2 separate regions of the Homo sapiens genome follow, and region 2 is linked to region 1. A link is a loop called in an ENCODE intact Hi-C map of the cell type or tissue named here. Cell type or tissue: OCI-LY7. All regions are shown on one strand. Each heading gives the region's core, and the rest is flanking DNA. Links, peaks and the distances in the headings are about the cores only. Region 1 overlaps NUP210 (nucleoporin 210). Region 2 overlaps IQSEC1 (IQ motif and Sec7 domain ArfGEF 1).

The links. Peaks named below come from ENCODE experiments on the same cell type or tissue, not always from the same donor. Only the 100,000 strongest peaks of a DNase experiment are listed, where the experiment ranks them.
Region 2: a loop joins it to region 1, with 5 times the contacts of the local background. A loop is called at or near these places in 2 of 110 quality-filtered maps.

Annotation. Positions count from the first base shown.
Region 1 is chr3:13,330,552-13,335,918 of GRCh38, reverse strand. It overlaps NUP210 (nucleoporin 210), which reads left to right. Exons shown (of 40, transcript NM_024923.4): 28 at 307-465; 29 at 3,535-3,626; 30 at 5,285-5,367. Among named protein-coding and RNA genes, the nearest start is that of NUP210, 87 kb to the left of the region's middle. RefSeq lists enhancers at 3,096-3,145, 3,466-3,825 and a silencer at 4,993-5,160. In OCI-LY7, for the core only: CTCF peaks have their summits at 1,990 and 2,195 (motif pointing right); DNase peaks (open chromatin) are centred at 2,213 and 3,548; H3K4me3 peaks cover 2,351 bases; H3K27ac peaks cover 4,291 bases.
Region 2 is chr3:13,013,258-13,018,624 of GRCh38, reverse strand. All of the region lies in intron 1 of IQSEC1 (IQ motif and Sec7 domain ArfGEF 1), which reads left to right. Among named protein-coding and RNA genes, the nearest start is that of IQSEC1, 57 kb to the left of the region's middle. RefSeq lists enhancers at 1-570, 571-1,370, 1,832-1,941, 2,562-2,661, 1,947-2,714 and 4 more. In OCI-LY7, for the core only: no CTCF peak of the experiment used is centred there; DNase peaks (open chromatin) are centred at 2,084, 2,964, 3,274, 4,294 and 1 weaker place; H3K4me3 peaks cover 4,667 bases; H3K27ac peaks cover 5,000 bases.

The DNA.
Region 1 (5,367 bases), core at 146-5,145:
CTGAGGGACATCCTGTCATGAAGGCCCCTGGCTTACGTGGGTGGGCCCAGTGTTTTCCAAATGCATCTGTGCATGTTGTGCGATGCAGGCAGGGCAGGACCCGGGCACCCATGCTGGGGAAGCCGGGTCTGCACAGCTCTGGGGTTAGCAGACCCAACCCAGGCAGGAAGGCAGAGCCCTTGAGAACAGGCCAGCAGCTACCAGGACTGGGGGGCTGGGGGGTCTGGGGCTACTGTCCGGCTCTGCCTTTTTGAGGACACAGGGGCCTGGGCCTTACCCCTGAAAACGTGTTTGATGTCTTCCCAGGCGTCGATCCGACTCCCGTCACAGTACAACTTTGCCATGAACGTGCTCGGCCGGGTAAAAGGCCGGACCGGGCTGAGGGTGGTGGTCAAGGCTGTGGACCCCACATCGGGGCAGCTGTATGGCCTGGCCAGAGAACTCTCGGATGAGATCCAAGTCCAGGTAGGAGGCAGGTGGAAAGGCCACAGGGAAGGGGGAGAGGAAGTGCCAGCTGCCCAATCTTCCTTCGGGGCCACATGTTGCATGGGCAGGGGCTGAGAGACCTGAGAAGCTCTCAGTCCGTGGGGATGACAGTGGTCCATCGCAGTGGGGTAAACATCCGGGTGTGATTGGTGCTATGGGAGCCCAGAGGTGGGGCCAAGCAAAGGCTTCACAGAGGAGTAATGTTTCAGGATGGGAGGGGCTGGCAAAGGCCTGGAGGTGGGAACTCACTTGATGTGTGGCCAAAAGAGCAAAGAATTCTGAGCTTGGGGCTCACTGTGTCTGAGTGGCTGATAATTTAATCGTTTGTGTTTATTTAACACACATAGAGCACCCAACAGAGGCTGGGGCGCCCTTGCACGTTTTTCAGTATTGCTGCCTCCAGTCCTCAGGTGAAGCCTGCGGGGCAGGGGCTGCAGGGGCTGCCACCTGCTGATGCCCCTGAGGCGGGGAGGGTCAAGGTCACAGGGTAAGTTGGGGGTGGCCTCAAGAGGCCTGGGGACTGTGCCCTGTCTGCATTTGGAAAACAGCCTCAGAGAGGGAGGCGCCTTGTTCAGAGCCAGGGGTCAGGACTGCGTCTAGTGGTTCTCCTGCCTGGGGTGCAGCCCTGTGTCTGTATCCAGCCTGTCCCTGCTACTTATAGGATGGGCTGTGGGCGAGTTCCTGCCCCTCTGGGCCCCTCTGCAAGGTGGAGAGTTGGCAAGTTGGCTCTGAAGAGCATTTTTGTCTTCAAGGGCCTCGTTCTGCTCCTCTGGGCCTCAGTAACCCCTGGGTGCTCCTAAGCTGTAAAGAAAAACAAAAAGTGTTCCTTATATGTCCCAAGAAAAGAAACAGTTTCTAGTCCCCGCCTCAAGAAGAAATAAACTATGTCTAACCCAAGCACCTCCCTGATCAGGGGCAAAGAAGCAAACTTTTCAAGAAAGAAACACCCACAAAAAAACCCCCACCGATCTGCCAACCCCTCACCCCTGCCTGCACATGCACACACACACGACACACATGCACACACAGACACACATACATAGAGACACATACATACAACACAGAGGTACACATGCACATCCCCACACTCACCAAATGCATGTTCTTTGTTAAAAGGAAGTAAGTCCTGGAGCCTATCATGGAATTAAAGGCAGGGTTTTGCAGCTTCCAAATTCTGTAACCTCAGTTGGGTCACTTGGCAGCTCTGTGCCTCTGTTTCCCTATCTGACAGCAGGTAGAGTTTGAGTAAATCAGAAACTAGAGAATCTGGATCCAGCCTACAAACGTGTTTTATTTGGCTCACTCAGGCCTTTGAGACAGCTTGTTGTCATGTAAAGATAGGAAGATTCCAGGTAAAAATCTAAGATGCAGCATGTCCTAAAGATATGGTGTCTGCCACAGCAAAATCAGCAGGCAATGAGAAGCAACCTTGACTCCATTAGAGCTGCACTCTCCAGTTTGCCACAGGCCCCGCCACTCCCTGTTTTCTCCCTGACAGTGATATCAAGTATCAGTTGCCATTTACCATGGTGCTCATGCTGTTGCTTTTCTTATAGTTAACAGGAAAGTGGGAAATATCTTACAACTCCCCCTCCATCTAAAGAGAGAAAATAGGAATGCATGGTTTAAAAAAAAATAGAAGGAATCCTATTTATGAATGTATTTACCAGGCAGTAAGTGTGTCCGAGTCAGACTCAGTGAGGTGGCTTCCGTGTGGATGCCGGAAGGGGGCATCCGAGTCAGCCTCGTCTCACCTGACGCCAAAACCCCACCCAGCTCCCAAAGGCTGTTTCTCACCGTTTGGGAAGTGTTGTTCCTCCTGTCACCTCATATGGAGCCCACAACTCTCAAGACAGGCATGGAGAGGACGTTAGTTGTGGACCATGTTACACACAAGGAAATCTAGGCTTACGTGGACAGAGCACAGAGGAGCTGGGAGGGGTGGAATCAGGCCATCTTCCTCTCAGAGAATCACTCGTCAGATCCGATGATATTGGCCATGGCCCAGGGCTCAGGCCCGAGGGGTGTCCACCTGGTCTGATCAGAGGCCAGTGGAGAGCTCAGGGCACAGCTTTACCTGCCAGCGAGTGGTTGCCCCTGAGCCAGGCTGGGAGGCCGAGGAGGCAGCAGCCCTGAGGGGCCTGAGAGAGGGGACTTACACAGGTGGTGGACACATCTGAAGTCTTGCAGAGAAGGGGCCTGGAGTTCCCAGGTAAGTGCTGTTGCCATGGGCTCGGGGAGCCACCAGGGCCTTGGAGCACTTGGGCGTCCCAGGATCAGATCTGAGCCGACCTCATGAGGCTGATCATTTGCCGGACTGAGCTCCTCACCAGGCCCCTGTGTGTGTCTATGTGGATCCTGCAAGAACATGGCCAGAGCCAGCCAGAGGAGCCTGGGAGGTGGAACGGGGGTTGTTCTGAGATGGTGGCAGTGAGGAGCAGGATGTCTCTGTGAGAGAAGGGAGCAGTTCGGTGGCACCTTGCCCAGGCTCAGTCCTGGCACAGTTATCCTGAGCAAACCCTGGTGCTGGAGTTGTGTGTGCTGCCCTCCGCGCTCACATCCTGGCAGGTAAAGTTCTTCCTCACTGGGCACGGAGGGAGAGGCCTGTGTTTCCAGGCTCCTTGAAGGAGCTCCCATTAGACTACACAAACATGAGCCTGCCTGTCTTTTCTCATCATATCTTTGGCCATGTGTGTGTGTGTGTGTGAGATAGGGTCTTGCTCTGTTGCTCAGACTGGAGTGCAAGCCTCAGCCTCCCAAGTAGCTGGGACTACAGTTGCACACTCCATGCCTGGCTAATTTTTAAAATTATTTTGTAGAGACTGAGGGTTTGCTGTGTTGCCTTGGCTGAGCTACTCTACCCGGCCACACCTTTGGCCTCTTAAAGGTCAGCCCTTCACATCATGTCATCAGTGACCTGACAGACGAGAAAGCCGCTTTTCTCCTCTCTGGCCCCTCCTCGGCTCTTGCTGCTAGGAGAGAAGCAGACATCTGGCCTGAATGTGACTCCAGTGCCCCATCGGAAGTGAAACTTGCCCTCTCTTGCAGGTGTTTGAGAAGCTGCAGCTGCTCAACCCTGAAATAGAAGCAGAACAAATATTAATGTCGCCCAACTCATATATAAAGCTGCAGACAAACAGGTACGTGACTCAGCTCTTGTTTCCAGCAAAGTTGTGCGGCTGTGCTTGCATCCGACACCTCATGTGTCAACACTGTCAGGAGCCATGGGTACTTTCAGGGAGGTTTTCTCCTGCTGTGCTTGGAATGGGTGAGGCCTCTGCCTGCTCCTTCTCTTCTCTGTGGTGCTCCTCTGCTTCTTGAAATCACTTCTCACTGTGGGTCTCTTTTTCCTCCTTGTAGCCTAGAAACATTTTTATGCGAGGTACTAAAATTCAGTCTTTAAAAGGGAAAAAAACACCAGCTTAGAAATGTTGTGTTTCAAGACTTGCCACTCAGAGTGTAGCCCATGAGCCAGAAGCATCAGCATCACCGGGAAGAGAAGATGCAGCTCTCAAGCCCCACCCCAGACCTGCCCAGGGAGAAGCTGCACCCTAGGGAGATCCCCAGGCGAGGGGGCCGCACAGTAACGCTTGGGAAAAGCTGTTTAAAGCTCTTCTGCAAACCTAATTCCTACCTTTGATTCCAAGGGGATGCCTTTCGTAACAGTGGCTTGCATTTGAATGGCAGTTGCCAAGCGGGAGACTCCACGGGCCACAGGACACTTACATGTTGCATGAAACACATACATGTTTTCATTCAGCCAAAAGTAACAAAGTGCCAGGCTCCATGCTGGGCTCCAGGAACACAGATATGGGTGACATAGGGTGCCCCGGAGGAGGGTAGCAGGAGAAGGCTATTAAAAAGCAAGGTGTAGTATTCAAACCAGAGCCCAAAGAAGGGTGCTGTCCATGGGGATTTAGGGGAGGCATGTCCCAGATGGAGATGCTCGGGCTGCAGTTCTTGAAGGATGAATAAGAGTTCCCCAGGTTAAGAGGAAGGGGTTGGTGGGGGAAGAATGTTTAGGCAGAGGCAATAACATTTGCTCCTAGTCATCTATAGGGCTGTGGAAGAGACAGAGATGATGGAAACTAGCCGTGGGAGCTGGAGGCCTTTGCTTCCTGGGTTTCTTTATTATATTAATAAATATGTAAAAGGGTAACAGATACGGCATAATTTGCTTCCTACCCAGTACATAGTATCAGTAGTTTGCTAACAGTTTTCTTAGCGGGTAGTCTGTTTTTATCCTGTTGACAGTCCTTAGAAATAGGACAAGACAGGATCATTACACACCTTTTACCAAGTAAGAAGTCAACGCCGAGAGAAGAGGGGACATAATGTGCACACAGCTGGTGGCAGGACATGTTGGGACCGGCTTTGGATTCTGTCGGACTCAAAGCCCCATCCTCCACTATGCCAGGATGCCTTGCTTCAGTAAATTGAGAACAATTTGCTGCAGAAATGATATTTTACAGTAGATGTCCCATGGAGCTGATGAAAGAAACTGCCCTCATAGTCTCTCCCTCCCTGCTGGCTGACCCACGGCAGGCACTGCTCTGGGAAGAGTGAGACGCCACACTTTGCTCGGAACCATTGGATTTCTGAATTACTTTTCCGTGGGTGACTGATGAAGCCTCAGACAACTGACGGCACGTGGTCCTGAGGTCCGTGGGGCCAAGATTGGGCCTTTTTTCCTCCCAGGAGCATGAGGAGCCACAGACTCTTAGATCTCCTGGCATTGTATCCAGGCCCACTCCCACTGCTGCCATCTACAAAAACAGCTCTGTTTTGTTTTCCAAAGGGATGGTGCAGCCTCTCTGAGCTACCGCGTCCTGGATGGACCCGAAAAGGTTCCAGTTGTGCATGTTGATGAGAAAGGCTTTC
Region 2 (5,367 bases), core at 140-5,139, 320 kb after region 1:
CTCTGGGCACTCACCTCTGGGCCCCTGGCAGACAAAGGCCTTGCTCTGGGTACAGGGCAGTGCCCTGATAAATCCACAGCCCCTCTCAGGTCAGGCAGGAAGATCACTTTTGCATCTGGCATTATATTGAAAAAGAAAGATCGTTTTGTGCCTTGAGAGCCAATGGGGCGTTTGAGCCTCTTCGTGGGCCAGGGCAGCTCACTTGGAACACATGGGGCCCAGGGTGCTGGTTGATAAGGAGTGGGGTGGCCTTGGCTGCCCTGGCCCTGCCCCCCTCTGCCTTCCCACCGTGGCTGCATCTGGGCAGGAGGGCCGTGAACAGCTCAGCTGGCAGCCAGCCTTTGAGAGCTTCCAGGGAGCTTCCTGGACAATTAGCCATCTGATGCCCCTCTGCAGGAGGGCCAGTGGGCGTTCCTCTTGGGACAGAGTGCTCACCACCTCCCAGCCTGGGCCATGCCTAGGCAGCTCTGACGCGAGGACATTTGTTCCCACTTGGAACTGGCACCATCCTTCCTGCGGTGCTCGCTGCCACCCACCCACACACTGAAGTGGCCTGGCCCTGTCCTCTGAGCCTCACAACCCATCTGCTCCCCAGCTCTGGACAGCCTGCAGAGACCAGGACTCCCTGAGGCTGAGGAAGGGGTCACCAGCCTCCTCCCCACCCACGCCTTCTGGACACACCCTGGCTCGTGCTGTCTATCTCCGGGAAGAGCCCAGAGCTGAGTTTGGGATGGGCAGGAGGTCCTGGGCAGAGCAGAGCAGAGCCGCCACTTCTCTGGCTCTGGGCACTGCCTGGAGCACACATAAATTCCCTTATGGCTGCTTTCCCCTTTCACCCGTGGGCCTCACCATTGCCTCAGCCCTGCCAGCCTCACCTCCCTCTCCTCGGTTCCCATCTCTGCTAGTGACTGCCGCCCCCTCTCCCTGCATCGAGTCTTCGTTCAGGGGATGAAGACCTACTCTGTGCCTGACACTGTGCCAGGTGCTAACTATCCATTCCCACATCCAGCCAGCTAGCGCCCACCCTGTGAGGAGCACTGTCCCACAGCACAGAGGAGGACCTGAGTCCAAGGCTTTGCGTTACTGGTTTCCTCACCGGAGTTGTGGGTGAGGCTCTTCTTGGCAAGCACCACAGGGCAGCACTTGTCGCCGAGAGCTCAGAGCCCAGCAGCAAGGCGGCATGGGCATGAGCCACTCTGACACATGGGAAGAGGCTTTCTTCCGCTGATCAGCAAGTAGTTTGCTGAGCACCTATTGTTTGCTGCCCCGGGCTAGACCCTGGGGATACAGCAGTGAGTGAGGTGGACACTCAGGCCTCCTGGAGCAGATAGATGTTCAGGTGAGAGAGAAATGATAAAGAGAAAATAAACAAATGAAGATGCCTTCAGGCAAAGATCGGTGCCAAGAAAATAAAACAGGGAGGGATGACAGAGTGATCGGGGAGAGGGAGCCACATGGCCTGGGGAGGTCAAGAAGGGCCTCTCCCAGTGGCCGTCAGTGGATGAATAGATAAACACAATGTGGTCTGTCCATAGTGTGGAATATTATTCAGCCACAAAAAGAAATGAAGTTCTGGCACGTGTTACAGCACAGGTGAACCTTGAGGACATCATGCTAAGTGAAAGAAGCCAGACGGAAGACCACAGAGCGTATGGTCCCGTTTCTAGGAAATGTCCAGAACAGGCAAATCTATAGAGACGGGAGGTAGGTTTGCCGTGATCCAGGGCTGGGGAGGGGTTCTTTTTGAGTGATGAAAATATGCTAAACATAGATAGTGGTGACAGTTGCACCCCTCTGGGAATATACTATTAATAAAATCATTGAACTATACATTTTAAATGGGTGAGTTGTATGGTGTGTGAATTATATCTTAATAAGACTGTTTGAAAAGAAAACAAAGACTCGTCTGCAGTGGTGGCCTTGCGTTGAGAGTGACAGGGTGGAGTGAGTTTGTGAGGACCTTGGGGAAGAGCAGGCAGAGAGAGCAGCTGGTGTAAGGACCCTGAGGTCTGTGTGCACCTGCAGGAGGAGCACAGAGGAGGAGGCTGGCAGGAGTCGAGAGGGCGGGAGGAGCAGTCCCCGTGGTGGCAGGGCCAGATCCTGGAGAGGGCTTGAAAGTTGACTGGGGCGGGAGAGCCACGGCTGGGTAACATTGCTGTGCTTTCTGTTTTAAAACCGTCACCCGGGCTGCTGTGAGGAAATGAGACTGTGGAGAGGGAGTGGTGGGGCGTTGGGGGCAGGGAAGGCCGGTTGAGATGTGGCGGCCGGCCACTGTTTAGATGAGAGATGACAATTGAGACCCAAAGAAGGAGACAGACAGACTGGCTGGCGGTTGCAGTGGGAATTCAGACAGGGACAGAGCACTCCTGGCGGAGAGGAGGCTTCCTGGAGGAGGGGCCTGGGCCCGGACACTGGCAATGTCAGGATGGGCTGGTGGCGGCTCTCCAGATGGCACCCCTGTGGGGGATGTGGGGGGCCCTGCCTGGCCATGGGGAGACGAGACTGGCCACCCTACCCTGGCACCACCCCTGGGTCCCCTTTGGGCCCAAGCTGCTAAGTAAGTAGGGCACCCTCTCTCCAGGGACCCCTGTCACACTACTTTATGCTGCTGGCTCCAGCTGGCCCTCCGTGACAGTGCAGTGCCCATGTGGCCAGAGACCCAGAAGGGGCCCGGCACTCTGAACAAAGCAGTCTGCCTGGAACTTAAGTGGCCCTGAAACACGATCAGGCACCAGAGACTGTCCAGGGAGGTGGGTGTATTATTTATTGACTGGGGCCTGCCCAGTGAAGCCATTTGGGTTTGCCAGACCTGGAAGGAGCCCCCTCAGCAGTGCCTGGGGGCCTTTTGGAGGGCAGGTGGGCGGGGGCCCCAGGGTGCCTGGCACCCTCTCCCCTGGGTGTGGTTTCCTGGATGCCGACTGAGCAGGGAGGAAGTCAGACGTCAGGACCTGCTGTGGGGATGGACCCACAGCTCATCCCCCGGGGCCGCAGAGGCAGGCCAGGCACTGGGGTTCCAGGGACACCTCCGCCCCCTCCACTTTGAGACTGTGAGTACCACCCACCTGGCCCGGGGAGGGGACCTCAGCAGCCCTGAGAAACCTGTGAGGGGCTGGCGACTGTCAGGGCAGCCTGCCGTGGTGAGGGTCTTGGGGGCTGTCGTCAGAGTTTTCACTGTTTCTCAGAGCTGTATTCTGTGACCCGTTTCTCACTGCCTGGAATGCACACAGGCTCGCCCTGGGCCCAGGAACACCAGGTGTTTCCCCACAGCCGCAAGGGGAAGTTCTTTAGCTCCCCTGCGCGTTAGACCAGCCCCAGGCCCCATTAGGGTTGAGAACCAGGGCCCCGCAGCCCACCTGGATGGCAGGGAGTGTTGGGTCGCTGCCTACGGCCCTCACAACCACCCTGAGAAAGATGGACTCTTGACAATGCCCAGTTTACAGCCGAGTAAACTGAGGCCCTCAGAAGTCACACAGAAGTCAGAAGTCCTCAGAGGCCCTCAGAAGTCACACAGTGGCCCAGGGCTCCTGGAGCATATTTGGTGTGTTTCCTTCCCACACTGCTGCCCCCCTCAACCCTATGGTGCATAAACTTTGAGCAAATGGAGGTTTATGGCTGAGGGAACACAAGGCTTCCCCAGGCTGTGTTGAGGAGACACTGCCTTGCAGAAGTCTTCCCTGCCCCAGGCTCGCTGGGGCCATTTCCCATCTGGCAGTAGCCCAGTATGTGTCCCCCCAGGAGCCCCTTGACCCACTGACAAGTTCAGTATCTTTCTGAAATGATCCAGAGTGGAACCTTGAGGATCTGTAGATCCCTGGGGCTGGGAGCGTGTTGGGGGATGTTCCCTGGGTTCTGAGCTGTAACCCCTGAGCCTGACCTCTTGGGGTCCTTGGGCCAACAGCCCCTGGCTCACTGGGGTCATCAGGGAGTTCAACAGATGGGTCAGAGGAAGCTTTTACCGACCCAGCCTCAGGGAGCAGCCTGGGAGCTCTCACTCCCAGCCAAGCCTCCCCCACCCCAGCCCTGGCTCTTGGGGGCAGGCAAGACAGATAGCCCTTTCCTTAGGACTGGAGCCCAACCAGTGGCAGATGGAAAAAGTGAGGCCCAGTGATAAGGAAGCAATGGGCACCTTCACCCCTGCCCCCACGCTGCAGACAGAAGGCTGCTCAGTGCCCTGAGGGGTCAGTCACTCTGTCTCAAATCCCAGCTCCCCAGTGTGCCCCAGCCATGTGACATGGGACAGATGTCCCAACATCTCTGGGCCTGGGTTTCCATATAACCCATAGCGAAAGTCCTCCCTTCCGGGGTTGTTGTGAGGCTTAGATGGTGAAGCAGGCCTCTGTGGGGAATCTCCCTGTGGGCGTAGGTGACTCTGGGTTCCCATCTCACTGAGAGATTTACCAGGGCACAGTGCCCCTCAGGCTGGTTAGGGGAGGCTTGATGACCCCAGTGAGCCAGGGGCTGTTGGCCCAAGGACCCCAAGAGGTCAGGTTCAGGGGTTACAGCTCAGAGCCCAGGGCTCTGGCCTCCAGCTCAGCTACCTCCAGCAGCAACCTGCCTTTGTTGGGCGCCAGGGCTCAAGCTGGGGAGCCTGGCCAGGTGGCTGCCCACACCTGTGTTCAAGGCCCATTTCGGTCCAGCCCAGCAGAGGCACAGAGCAGATCAGAGCCCCTGCTGCCTGCCTGGGGACTTCAGGGGAGCCCATCCTGAGGCCTCATGTCCTCACCTGTGAAATGGCCAGGTGTAACCAGGAGCCTTTAAGCACTCCATGACTCTGTGCAGAGTTTCATGCACATCATTCATTTGTTAATTCAGTCATTCAACAAACATTTATTGGGCACCTACTGTGTGCCAAGTACTGTCTTGTCTCTGAGAGTACAAAGGTGATAAATCAGATAAACCATCCCTTCCCTTCTTGGTGTTGGGGAGTCAAGCAATATATGACTAACGCAATGCATGCATGATAGGTCATGGGGATGACATGTTCTGTGAAGGAGAGTAGGGCAGAGGAAGGAGATGGGCGCAAGGAGGGGTAAGCGGTTGGTTGTATTTTATTTTAATGGACACATGTCACCTATTAGAAAACACCTGTAGGCCATCAGGCAGCTGAGGGCAGGTTGGAGGGTCCACACTGTGGCCTTCATTCCCTGAGTCCCTTGTGGGCTAGGCCAGTGTGAGCTGTCCTCTGACCTGCATGCAAGGGTGAGCTCATTAGCCCCATCTGATGGACTTGCAAACCAATGCCCAAAAATCCCAACCAGTGTAACTCCAGTGGCTTCTGGGAAAGAGGTGAGGGGACTCCGCCGGCAGAGTGGGTATCTGGACTGTACTCAGCGTGTGGGAGCATTGAAGTGGCTATCAGCCGGGCCT